2 separate regions of the Homo sapiens genome follow, and region 2 is linked to region 1. The links are chromatin loops, found by intact Hi-C in ENCODE. Cell type or tissue: Caco-2. All regions are shown on one strand. Each heading gives the region's core, and the rest is flanking DNA. Links, peaks and the distances in the headings are about the cores only. Region 1 overlaps LOC107984219 (a long non-coding RNA gene). Region 2 has its middle 140 kb from the start of EPC1.

The links. Hi-C counts contacts between places; a loop is a spot of excess contacts. Peaks named below come from ENCODE experiments on the same cell type or tissue, not always from the same donor. Only the 100,000 strongest peaks of a DNase experiment are listed, where the experiment ranks them.
Region 2: a loop joins it to region 1, with 9 times the contacts of the local background. A loop is called at or near these places in 1 of 110 quality-filtered maps.

The regions. Positions count from the first base shown.
Region 1 is chr10:31,960,075-31,967,014 of GRCh38, forward strand. All of the region lies in intron 2 of LOC107984219 (a long non-coding RNA gene), which reads left to right. Among named protein-coding and RNA genes, the nearest start is that of ARHGAP12, 35 kb to the left of the region's middle. In Caco-2, for the core only: no CTCF peak of the experiment used is centred there; DNase peaks (open chromatin) are centred at 2,957 and 3,287.
Region 2 is chr10:32,207,338-32,214,277 of GRCh38, forward strand. No RefSeq gene overlaps it. Among named protein-coding and RNA genes, the nearest start is that of EPC1, 140 kb to the right of the region's middle. RefSeq lists enhancers at 164-458, 204-498. In Caco-2, for the core only: CTCF peaks have their summits at 3,077 and 3,596 (motif pointing left); DNase peaks (open chromatin) are centred at 3,154 and 3,564.

The DNA of each region.
Region 1 (6,940 bases), core at 790-5,789:
TTTTGTGTCAAGGTTGGTGGGAATCAAACTTTTCCCAGTTTGGGGGATGCATCCAAGGGGTGTGTCTTCTGGTATGGAGATGCAATTACCCGTTTGTGAAGAGAGAACAGAGGAGAAAAAAAGGGAAAGAGGAAAAAGAAGGCTTTTCGTCTACTTTCCTATTATCCTGAATGAGGCATCCCACGTGGTCCTTAGGGTTCCAGAATGAACCGGTCCTACCAAGTAGCCTTGGTTCCATCTTGTCACAATTACCTACTTGAGAAGAGAGGAGATACTAGAGTGAACCGTGGGCCCCCTGTTCATCCTTGGGGTTCTGGAATAACCGATCTTGCCATGTAACCCTAACCTTGCTTTCATCTCTGTTCTAACAGTAATCTGTTAGCCTGGGACCAACCTTCATCTCTGTCCTATGGGGCTCTTGCCCCTGCAGCCTTTGGCTCACCTATGTCCTTGTCTCCATGACCTTACAGTGACTCGCATTTGGAGCATTCTAGCAAAAAATGTGATTTTCTCTTTTCTCAGATTCCCATTTCCCATGTTCTTCCCTCCCGACTCCCTTTTAAATATGACCTTGAAGCACGTTGAGAAGGGTGTAGAAGTAATTAGAGAATGGAAGCTACAGGAGGAAGTGAGAGGAATACTCATGGAAAGCCTTCATATGCTTGCAAAAATAGCAGCCCTAACATTTATTTGCCCTCCTGTTTTGTTTTTTGTTTTGTTTTGTTTTGAGACAGAGTCTTGCTCTGTCGCCCAGACTGGAGTGCAGTGGTGTGATCTTGGCTCACTGCAACCTCCGCCTCCCGGGTTCAAGCAGTTCTTCTGCCTCAGCCTCCCAAATAGCTGGAATTACAGGTGTGCACCACTACACATGGCTAATTTTTGTATTTTTAGTAGAGACAGGGTTTCACCATGTTGGCCAGGCTGGTCCCGAACTCCTGACCTCGTGATCTGCCAGCCTCAGCCTCCCAAAGTGCTGGGATTACAGGTGTGAGCCACCGCGCCTGGCCCCATTTATTTGCCCTCTTGATGTAAAGTAGTAATCTCCGGAGGACTTGGGGCTTGGGGTAAGAACTTGCAAATGGCAAAGGAAGAATATCTTTTCCTCTCAGTGGAGTGCTAACTCAAAAAAGCCAATAGGTGGGATCCTTAAAGCGTCAGAGTGAGGCCCTATGCAGGTGGACAGACTACTTCAAAACCCACTGGAAAACTTGGCCCTGGGACATAACAGGAACAAAAAGCATGTGGTAAGTCAAGGAGCTGGCAGAGCTGGAGTTCCAATTAATGTCTGTCCTGGCCATGTGCCAGCAGACAGGGAAAGGGTTAGAGTCGTGGAAGCTGGTAGGGTAAGAACAAGTATAAATCTCGGGATATCTGCAAGGGAGCTCGTGTCTTTGCTGCCATGCAAACACAGTAAAAGCCACGGGCACACAAATAACAGGGAGTGTGTGTTTAAGAAGTCATGTGGCATGTGAAGTGAAAGCAAAGAGGCAGACTTGCCCCCAAGGCAGATGGTCCAGCAGGTGCACAAGGCCATTTCAAAACACACACACACATAAAAAAAAGAAGAATAGGCAGTGAGGGTTCTTAGTAAATTTTAGCTGAAAAAGAAGAAGAAACCTGACATTGTACAGTTTTAGGCTTTAGCCCTACCACTCTTGTGAGCCCCTTGTCCAGGAAAGCCATTAGTGCCTCAGCGTGAACCTCAAGGTACTTCCCACCCCTGTGAGCCACCAATCAGGGTGAGCTGAGCAATCAGCCCAGGGGAACAGAGTCACATATGGCCAAGAGGAATTGTTCTGGGGTTTGGTTAGTAAGCACGAGAGAAAAAGGAAGAAGAAAATTGTGTACGGAGGTTGAATGCCTCCAGGCAGAGAAGGCAGGGCATAGAGATGTCTTACCACAAGGGAACGTATCTGAGTCATGCAGCATCAAAGTATGTGAGCAGTGGAAGTTATCAGAATCAATTGGCACCAAAATATGTTAGTAGCAGAATGTATCCCAGTCATGGCACCAAATCGTGTTACTGGCGGCAAATCCTTATGGGTCTGCAGCAGCCTCAGTTCTTGCCTCCTCAGAAGAAAGAATTATAATTTTTTTTTTTTTTTTTTTTTTTTAGATAGAGTTTTGCTCTGTCACCCAGGCTGTAGTGCAGTGGCATGATCTTGGCTCCCTGCAACCTCTGCCTCCCAGGTTCAAGCGATTCTCCTGCCTCAGCCTCCCAAGTAGCTGAGATTACAGGCACCCATCACCATGCCTAGCTAATTTTTGTATTTTTAATAGAGACAGGCTTTCACCATGTTGGCCAGGCTGGTCTCAAACTCCTGACCTCGGGTGATCCACCTGCCTTGGCCTCCCAAAGTGCTGGGATTACAGACGTGAACCACCACACCCGGCCAAAAGAAAGGATTTGACTGAGGGGCAGAAGGCAGAAGGAGAGACTGGGGCAAGTTTTAGAGCAGGAGTGAAAGTTTATGAAAAAGCTTTAGAGCAGGAACAAAAGGAAGGAAATACACTTGAAAGAGGGCCAAGCAGGCAACTTGAAAGACAAGTACACAGTTTGACCTTTTGACTTGGGGTTTTATACATTGGTGTACTTTTGGGGTCTTACGTTCCTTTTCCCCTTATTCTTCCCTTGGGGTGGGCTGTCCACATGTGCAGTGGCCTGCAAGCACTTGGGAAATGAGCATGTGCAGTGTGTAGTGGAGTTGTACACATGCTCACTTGAGACATTCTTCCCTTACTAGTGGAATGTCCCTGGAAAGTCATATACCAGTTCATCTCTGATATTTTGCCTCTTAATATGCATGCTTGAGCCCACCCACTGAACTCCTGAGATCTTATTGGGAATCTGCTGATCACCAGTTTCAAGTGTTTCTATCTATTGGGAGACTGCCTTTCCCTGGTGCTCGCTGTGACCAATTACTATTTTAGAGAGACAGTGTGACAACTGCCTCCCAACACCTGATAGTCACCTGACATTCCTATCAGGGGAGTGCCCTCTCCTGCTCTGCTCATGCCTCACTAGCTATGTACTGTAACAGTATGTCAGGGGCCTTTGGTGGGACTCTGAGACTTGCTAGCTTCAGGTAAACCTCAGCACATTCCTAGCTGTGATGGCTATGAGATGAGACTCCTTCTGCTTTAGAGAAGCAGAGGGGAAAGTAAAGAGGACTTTGTCTTGCACCTTAGGTACCAGGTTGGCCGCAGAGGGATAGAGCAACAAGCAGGCTCTTGGAGTCCCTGATTCCAGAACTTGCCTCTTGGACAGCATTTCTGGACCTGCCTGGGGCCAGACGGGAGTTCACTGGTCTGAAGGGTGAGTCCCAGGCCAGGCAGCATTCACCATATGCTGATTGAAGAGCCCTTGAACCATAAGGGAACATCAGCAGTAGTCTGGCAGTACTCCTTGTGGGCCTGTGGTGGCACTGGCCGTGGGGTGAGGCTCCTCTCCTATTGGAAAGGGGAGGGAAGAGTGGGAAGGACTGCATCTTGTGGTTTGAGTGTCAGTTCAGTTGCAATACAGTAGAACACCAGGTAGACTTCTGAGGTTTTTGACTCTACTCCTTAGCTCCTGGATGGCATCTAGACCTGCCTGGGGACTGGGGGAACTTGCCACTCTGAAGGGAGAGACACAGGCCTGGCTGGCTTTCCCACATGCTGATTGTAGAGCCCCAGGCTGTGAGTGAACATAGGCCATAGCCACGGAATGGTTACAGCAGGCCTTAGGAAAGACTCAGTGCTGTGCTGGCTTTAGCTCTAATCCAGCACAGTCATACCTGATGGCCACAGAGGTGCTTGTATTAGTCCACCCCAAGCTTCAGATGGCTCAGAATAGAGAGACACTCTGCTTGTCTGGGAGAAAGTAAAGGGAGAGAACAAGAGTCTCTGCCTGGTAAATCTTATCCAAGAACATCAGGTAGTAACTCTACAAGTCTGCAAGAATCATAGTGTTACTGAACTTATATTGTCCCTAAAGCAGATACAGCTTAGATCACAGCACCCAAGTTCTTTCAATTATCTGGAAAGCCTTCCCAAGAAGCACGGGTACAAACAAGCTCAGACAGTGAAGACTGCAATAAATACCTAATTCTGCAATGCCCAGACACAAACAAACATCTGAAAGTATTAAGACAATCCAGGAAAATAGGCCCTCACCAAGTGAATGAAATAAGACACCAGGGGCCAATCCTGGAGAAACAGATATATGACCTTCCAGACAAAGAATTCAAAATAACTGTTTTGAGGAAACTCAAAGAAATTCAAGGTAACCCAGAGAAGGGATTCAGAATTCTATCAGATTAATTTAACAAAGAGATTGAGATAATTTAAAAGACTCAAGCAGAAATTCTGGAGCTGGGCCACGTGTGGTGGCTCATGCCTATAATCCCAGCACTTTGGGAGGCCAAGGCGGGCAGATCACTTTAGCCCAGGAGTTTGAGACCAGTCTGGGCAACGGGGTGAAACCCTGTCTCTACTAAAAATACAAAAATTAGCCAGGTATGGTGGCGGATGCCTGTAATCCTGGATACTCAGAAGGCTGAGGCGGGAAATTGCTTGAACCTGGTAGGCGGAGTTTGCAGTGAGCCGAGATTGCGCCACTGCACCCCAGCCTGGGCGACAGAGTAAATCCAGGATTTCCTCTCCAAGCAGTGAGTAAATGTCATCTATGTAAGTACTCGTTATTCCTGTTGTTGACTTGATTTACACAGAAAAAAAAATCGTACCTGAAAAATACATTTAAGATGAATTTGTAACTTGAGGAATAATATTGAGAATTTATTAAAGCTTTTAGCCCAATGTCTGTGTTTTTGATCTAGCTATTGTTTTACAATCATATAATCTTATGCACATGGACCCTGGAGCCAGACTGTGGCTCTTATCTAAATTTTACCACTTATTAGCTGAATGTCCTTGAGCAAGTTATGCAACCTCTCTGGCCACAGCTCCTCATCTTTAAAATAGAAATAATAAAATTACCTATCTTATAGGGTTGTTTGAGGATTAAATAATTTGTTTTGAACAGTGCCTGGCAGAGAGTAAATGCTATCTATGTAAGTAATCATTATTCCTGTTGACTTGATTTACATAGAAAAAAAATTGTACCTGAAAAATAAATTTAAAATTGATTTTTAACTTGAGGAAAAATATTGAGAATTTATTAAAGTCACTGTTGTTCTTTTCTCAAGAATTCTTGGGCTGGGCATGATGGTACACACCTATAATCCCAACACTTTGAGAGGCCAAGACAGGCGGATCACTTGAGACTAGGAGTTCAAGATCCCCCTGGGCAACATAGTGAGACCCCGTCTCTGCAAAAAACATTTTTTTTAATTAGCTGTGCATGATAGCATGTGCTTGTAATCCTAGCTACTCAGGAGGCTGAGGTAGGAGGGTCACTTGGGCCCAGGAGTTTGAGGCTGCAGTGAGCTAGGATTGCACCAATGTTGTCCAGCCTGGGTGACAGAGTGAGACCTTGTCTCTAAAAATTAAAATTAAAAATTAGAAACATTTTAAAAAGAATTCTTGTCCAGGCACGGTGGCTCACGCCTGTAATCCCAGCACTTTGGGAGGCCGAGGTGGGCAGATCACGAGGTCAGGAGATCGAGACCATCCTGGCTAACATGATGAAACCCCATCTCTACTAAAAATACAAAAATTAGCCAGGCGTGGTGGCGGGCATCTGTAGCCCCAGCTACTCGGGAGGCTGAGGCAGGAGAATGGCGTGAACCCGGGAGGCGGAGCTTGCAGTGAGCTGAGATCGTGCCACTGCACTCCAGCCTGGGAGACAGAGTGAGACTCCATCTCAAAAAAAAAAAATTCTTTATTTTTCTATTCATAGTTATAGAGAAGAATATTAGCATTAATAAAATAGTGAGACAGCTGTGTCTCCTCAATTATATTTTATATAATCTTATCTTGAAATTTGCTTACTTTGCTTAGTATATTTCAGTGGAATTAATTAGCCAAAAATCATATATGGCAAGGAAGAAGAAGGATGGATTATCTGATGTGAAAAACTGGTTGCAAATTGGTAAATGTGAATAACAACTGTCAGCCGGGTGTGGTGGTGCATCCCTGTAGTCCCACGACTCAGGAGGTTGAGGATCACTTGAGCCCAGGAGTTCAAGTCCAGCTTGAGCAACATAGTGAGACCCCTGTCTCTAAATAAATAAATAACTATCGTTAGCATTCGTTGGGTGTTTTCTGAGTGTGAGTTGCTGTTCTAAGCACTTTACTTGTGGTAATTCTTTCTAATCTGACAACACATCTAGGTGTACATATTCATATTATCTCCATTTTGCAGATGAAGAAATGGAGGCCCTAATAGATAAACCACTTGCCCAAGATCATAAAACTTGTCATCAGCAGAGCCAGAAGAGTCCCTATGGTGATTATTGAGAATTAATGCTGCATGGTTAAGAAAATGAGAAAATAAGAATTAATTTTTAAGGAATCAATTTGAAGGAATTTAAATGTAATCATTTTAATCACTAGGATATTGGTGCCAGTTTGATTTCAGATGGTGTTTTTCTTAAAATTGAAGTAGATAAATAACAGGCTGAATAAAATGAATGGAAGACCATTTCAAAGGGGGTGTTTTTTACATAGTATTAGTGGTTCTTTTTTTCCAGAAATCAGTTAATATCAAGATAACCAGCCATTTTTCTGCAAATTGCATTTTCTGCACATTCCTACTTATTTTTTTTTTTTTTTACAGTCTTGCTTTGTCACCTATGCTAGAGTGCAGCAGTCCAATCATAGCTCACTGCAGCCTCATGTTCATGGGCTTAAGCAATCCTCTTGCCTCAGCCTCCCGAGTAGCTGAGACTACCAGCATGCACCACCACACCTGGATAATTTTTATATTTTTTGTAGAGACGGGGTTTCACCATGTTGCCCAGACCGGTCTCAAACTCCTGCACTCAAGTGATCCACCCAT
Region 2 (6,940 bases), core at 887-5,886, 250 kb after region 1:
GATGTCTTCCAGAAAAAGCACATTCCCAGAGCAGTAACCAGGACCTGAACCTTCTCTAGTTACAGTTCAACCACGTTGGAAAATCTAAAGCAATAGTTCTCAATTTACCAGCGCTTCAGAATGCCCTGGAGTGATGTAAGGAGGTGGGGGGAAATTAATGAGGTGGTGGGGAGCGGTGGGAAGACCCAGGGGTAGCACACTGTGCTATTGGTTATGGGTAACCTGAAATATTTACATTCTTTAGGATGAAGCTAAGGTGCTCTTGGCACCCTTCAAAGCATTGTGGGTGCCCTGACAGCGTGGAAATTTCCCCAGCCTCCTTTGTGGCAGCCCAGCAGCCCCACCTGGTGGGTTATGGAGGTAGAGGCAACAGGTCAGTTTTTTAAGTAGGAGGCCTGTTTGCTTGAATGGAGACTGAAATCCTAATGGGCTTGGGCAGGTGGTATTTTAATCTGTACTTAATTCTCTAGGCAGTTTGCAATGGGTTTTTATTTATTTATTTATTTATTTATTTATTTATTTATTTTTATTATTATACTTTAAGTTCTAGGGCACATGTTCACAACGTGCAGGTTTGTCACATATGTATACATGTGCCATGTTGGTGTGCTGCACCTGTCAACTCATCATTTACAATAGGTATATCTCCTAATGCTATCCCTCCCCCCTCCCCCCACCCCACGACAGGCCCCAGTGTGTGATGTTCCCCACCCTATGTCCAAGTGTTCGTTCTCATTGTTCAATTCCCACCTATGAGTGAGAACATGCGGTGCTTGGTCTTCTGTTCCTGTGATAGTTTGCTGAGAATGATGGTTTCCAGCTTCATCCATGTCCCTGCAAAGGACATGAACTCATCCTTTTTTATGGCTGCATAGTATTCCATGGTGTATATGTGCCACATTTTCTTAATCCAGTCTATCACTGATAGATATTTGGGTTGGTTCCAAGTCTTTGCTATTGTGAATAGTGCCGCAACAAACATACGTGTGCATGTATCGCTATAGCAGCATGATTTATGATCCTTTGGGTATACGCCCAGTAATGGGATGGCTGGGTCAAATGGTATTTCTAGTTCTAGATCCTTGAGGAATCATCACACTGTCTTCCACAATGGTTGAACTAGTTTACAGTCCCACCAACAGTGTAAAAGTGTTCCTATTTCTCCACAGCCTCTCCAGCACCTGTTGTTTCCTGCCTTTTTTTTTTTTTTTTTTTTTTTTTGAGATAGAGACTCGCTCTGTCACCCAGGCTGGAGTGCAGTGGCGCAATCTCGGCTCACTGCAAGCTCCGCCTCCCGGGTTCACACCATTCTCCTGCCTCAGCCTCCCGAGTAGCTGGGATTACAGATGCCTGCCACCATGCTTGGCTAATTTTTTGTACTTTTTAGTAGAGACGGGTTTCACCATGTTAGCCAGGATGGTCTCAATCTCCTGACCTCGTGAACCACCCGCCTCGGCCTCCCAAAGTGCTGGGATTACAGGCATGAGCCACCGCGCCTGGCCATTTCCTGACTTTTTAATGATCACCATTCTAACTGGTGTGAGATGGTATGTCATTGTGGTTTTGATTTGCATTTCTCTGATGGCCAGTGATGATGAGCATTTTTTCATGTGTCCGTTGGCTGCATAAATGTCTTCTTTTGAGAAGTGTCTGTTCATATCCTTCACCCACTTTTTGATGGGGTTGTTTGTTTTTTTCTTGTAAATTTGTTTAAGTTCTTTGTAGATTCTGGATATTAGCCCTTTGTCAGATGGGTAGATTGCAAAAATTTTCTCCCATTCTGTAGGTTGCCTGTTCACTCTGATGGTAGTTTCTTTTGCTGTGCAGAAGCTCTTTAGTTTAATTAGATCCCATTTGTCAATTTTGGCTTTTGTTGCCATTGCTTTTGATGTTTTAGCCATGAAGTCCTTGCCCATGCCTATGTCCTGAATGGTATTGCCTAGGTTTTCTTCTAGGGTTTTTATGGTTTTAGGTCTAACATGTAAGTCTTTAATCCATCTTGAATTAATTTTTGTATAAGGTGTAAAGAAGGGATCCAGTTTCAGCTTTCTACATATGGCTAGCCAGTTTTCCCAGCACCATTTATTAAATAGGGAATCCTTTCCTCGTTTCTTGTTTTTGTCAGGTTTGTCAAAGATCAGATGGTTGTAGATGCGTGGTATTATTTCCGAGGGCTCTATTCTGTTCCATTGGTCTATATCTCTGTTTTGGTACCAGTACCATGCTGTTTTGGTTACTGTACCTTTTAGCATAGTTTGAAGTCAGGTAGCGTGATGCCTCCAGCTTTGTTCTTTTGGCTTAGGATTGACCTGGCAATGCGGGCTCTTTTTTGGTTCCACATGAACTTTAAAGTAGTTTTTTCCAATTCTGTGAAGAAAGTAATTGGTAGCTTGATGGAGATGGCATTGAATCTATAAATTACCTTGGGCATTATGGCCGTTTTCACAATATTGATTCTTCCTATCCATGAGCATGGAATGTTCTTCCATTTGTTTGTGTCCTCTTTTACTTCATTGAGCAGTGGTTTGTAGTTCTCCTTGAAGAGGTCCTTCACATCCCTTGTAAGTTGGATTCCTAGGTATTTACAATAGGTTTTTATTTTATTTTTTAAGAAACAAGACCTTACCCTGTCACCCAGGCTGGAGTAGAGTGGCACAATCATAGCTCACGGCAGCCTCAAACTCCTGGCCTCAAGCAATGCTTCTCAAAGTGTGGTCCCCAGTCAGCAGCATCGGCATCACCTGGGAAGCAGGAGCAATGCAAATTCTCCAGTCCCGCCTCAGACCTACTGAAGCGGACACACTGTGGGTGCTGCCCAGCAATCTAGGTTTTAACAAGCCCTCCAGGGCATTCTGAAGCGCTGGTAAATTGAGAACTGTTGCTTTAGATTTTCGAACGTGGTTGAACTGTAACCAGAGACGGTCCAGGTTCTGGTTACTGCTCTGGGAATGTGCTTTTTCCAGCCCGGAAGACTTCCTCTGCACAATCCTATCTCCTTGGGTCCAGGGCAAGCCCAGCCTTGCTCTTTGAGAGCAGTAAGACTCCAGGGAAATGCCATATGAGCTGGTGGGATTCCACCAGCATAAAAGGTGGAAATGGAGCCTATAGTGACCACTGCCCCAAACTCGCCAGCGCCCTCATGTGGAGGCACAACTGCAAAGATGCACTGAGTCACTCCCACGCGCGGCTCCTGTCCACCAAGATCCAGTCTGGTTAAAACACTAGGCCTTGCCCATAGATAATAGACAGCGCCACTTCCTTCCGTCCCTTTCTTCCCTTTCCTACCGTGCTATGAGGGGTTGATGCCCTTTGATTTCCCAGACAGACTGATTGCAAGAGCTGAACCTTACTTAAAGATGTGACTTCGGCTGGGCGTCATGGCGCTACATGTAGTTCCAGCTACAGGGGAGGCTGAGGCTGGAGGATCGCTAAAGCCCAGGAGTTGCAGTCCAGCCAATCACTGAGGATTTTTTTTAAATGCAAATTCTGACTCTGTAGGTCTCAGGGGGAGCCCCAGAGCCTGCATTTTTAATAAACGCCACAAACGCACTCTTGCTGCTAATGTGAGAACACCACTTTGAGCGGATATGATTAGGTTGCCCTCTAGTGATAATCCCATGGAAATCCAGGGTGTTTCTAGCTTCACGATGAACCGGGTCAGCTGGGACTTTCCAGAAAATTAAGACTATTAAAGGCCGGCATGGTGGCTCACGTCTGTAATCCCAGAACTTTGGGAGGCTGAGGCAGTAATCACTTGAGGCCAGAAGTTCGAGACCAGCCTAGGCAACATGGTGAGACCTTGTCTCTACAAAAATAAAAAAGTAAAAAATTAGCCAGTTGGGGGTGGTGTGTGCCTGTGGTCCCAGCTACTTGGGAGGCTGAGGTGGGAGGATTGTTTGAGCCCAGGAATTGGAGGCTGCAGTGAGCTACGATTGCACCCTGCACTCCACCCTGGGTAACAGCAAATTAATTAGAAATTTTTAAACCAGCTTTACAGAATAAGAATATCAGGCTTTTTCCTACACTTAAGAGTCAGGCTCTCCTCTACCATATATAAACAAAGAATCTTTCACTCCTAATCTTCTGCCAGCTTTCAAGACCGGGGTACTGGAGACATCTTTATCCCACATTAACTTTTCTCCAAATAATCTCAACTACTTCCTATGATACTGGTTTCATCATGTTGCTTCTTTTTTTTTTTTTTTTTTTTCTTTTTTTTTGGAGACAGAGTCTCACTCTTTTGACCAGGCTGGAGTGTAGTGGTGTGACCTTGGCTCACTGCAACCTCCGTCTCTTGGGTTCAAGAGATTCTCCTGCCTGAGCCTCCCGAGTAGCTGGGGTTACAGGCGCCTGCCACCATGCCCGGCTAACTTTTCTGTATTTTTAGTAGAGATGGGGTTTCCCCATGTTGGCCAGGCTGGTCTCAAGCTCCTGACCTCAAGTGATCTGCCTGCCTCGGCCTCCCAAAGTGCTGGGATTACAGGCGTGAGCCACCGCACCCAGCCCATCATGTTGCTTCTTGTCTTGAAAAACATTCTGCAGCTCTTTGTGCCAGTGTCAAGTTTAAACTCCACAACCTGGCACCCAGAGCTTCTACAACATGGCTCTAGTCTTTTCCAGCCTCATTGGAATTGGATACTTATATATGCTTAATAACTTAACAATACTATATGTTTTATATAGTATTGTTACATATATAGCACCCAAAAATGCTAATGCTGAGATATATATTTGGAAACAGGGTCTTACACTGTCATTCAGGCGAGTGTAGTACAGTGGCATGATCACGGCTCACCTGCAGCCTCAAACTTCTGGACTCAAGTGATCTTCCCGTCTCAGTTTCCCAAGTACCTGGGACTTACAGGCACATTCCACCATGCCCAGCTAATTTTTAAATTTTTTTGTAGAGACAGGGTTTCACTATGTTGCCCAGGTTGATCTCGAATTCCTGGCCTCAAGTGATCCTCCCGCCTTAGCCTCCCAAAGTGCTGGGATTGCAGGCATAAGCCACCATGCCTAGGCTACAATATTATATTAGTGTAAATACAGTATACAAATTTAGTCTGTTTTCATACTTTTAATGAGCAACATACCTGCCACATGCTGGGTGCTACAGAGGTTGCGATACACAATCCTGCCATCAAGCAGTTTAGATGTTTTTTATCTGGCCCTTTTTTACATACTATTAGTTTATAGAAATAGTTCAGGTATTGACATAGCCTATTGTGTGACTATGTATAGTGTTTTGAATTTTTTAATTTTTATTTATTTATTTTTTGAGTCACTATCTCCCTCTGTCACCCAGGTTGGAGTGCAATGGTGTGATCTTGTCTCACTACAACCTCCACCCTGTCTCATGCTACAGTCATCCTCCCACCTCAGCCTCCTGAGTAGCTAGGACTACAAGCATGTGCCACCATGCCCGGCTAATTTGTGTATATTTTGTAATATACAAAATAGGTTTCACCATGTTGCCCAGGCTGGTCTCGAACTCCTGAGTTCAAGCAATCCTCCCATCTCAGTGTTCCAAAGTGCTGGGATTAAAGGCATGAACCACTATACCCAGATAGAATTTTTTTTTTTTTGAGACAGAGTCTCACTCTGTTGCCCAGGCTGGAGTGAAGTGGTACACTCTTGGCTCACTGCAACCTCTGCCTCCCAGGTTCAAGCTATTCTCCTGCCTCGGCCTCCCACGTAGCTGGGACTACAGGGGTCCACCACCATGCCTGACTAATTTTTGTATTTTTAGTAGAGATGGGGTTTCACCATGTTGGCCAGGCTGGTCTCGAACTCCCGATCTCAGGTGATGTGCCCACCTCAGCCTCCCAAAGTCTGGGATTACAGGTGTGAGACACCGGACCCGGCCTAACCAGAATTTTTTGATGTTATTAATGTGCTGCTATGTATACATATCTGGTTTTGGAGGAGGAAAAGGGGAGAATCTATCTTCTTGAGGTAATATACCCTAAAGTAGAATCATTGAATTAAAATTACAGAGTTTTATAGCTGGTTATGTATTGACAGATTTCTTTCCAGAGACTGAAAATATTTCCAGGTTACCCATAATATATTTACATTAGTTTTCATGAAATACATACTTCGTTGGGTTTTACAATTTTAAAATGTATTTGTTACTTTGGCAGAGGTATTTAGGGCTACCACTAGCCTCTAAGTGCCTTTGTGTAAATTAGAGGAAAGTAACTACACAAGCACATTGTGTGCAGTACATCTTTTTTTTTTTCTGAGACAGGTTCTTGCTCTGTTGCCCAGGCTGGAGTGCAGTGGTGTGATCTCGGCTCACTGCAGCCTCTGTCTCCCGGGTTCAAGCAATTCTCCCACCTCAGCTTCCCAAGTAGCTGGAACTACAGATGTGCACCACCACACCCAGCTATTTTTTTTTCTTTTCTTTTCTTTTTGTATTTTTGGTAGAGACGCAGTTTCACTATGTTTGCCCAGGCTGGTCTCAAACTCCTGGGCTCAAACGATCCACAAGCCTCAGCCTCCCAAAGTGCTGGTTACAGATGTGAGCCACCATGCCCTGTCTGTGTGCAGAGCATCTTTGCATGAGGAAAAAAGTGCTAGTCTTCTGGATGGATGCAGCCTTACAACAGGACAGTGACTTTGTGGGTGGAGCATGGACTGTGCATTAGTCCATTCTCACACTGCTGATAAAGACATACACAAGACTGGGCAATTTACAAGAGAGAGATTTAATGGACTCATGGTTCCACGTGGCTGGGGAGGCCTCGCAATCATGTCAGAAGATGAAAGGCATGTCTCACGTGGCAGCAGACAAGAGAAGAGAGCTTGTGCAGGGAAACTCCCCTTTTTAAAACCATCAGATCTCATGAGACTTATTCACTATCACAAGAACAGCATGGGAAAGACCTGCCCCCGTGATTCAGTTACCTCCCACTGGGACCCTCCCACAACATGTGGG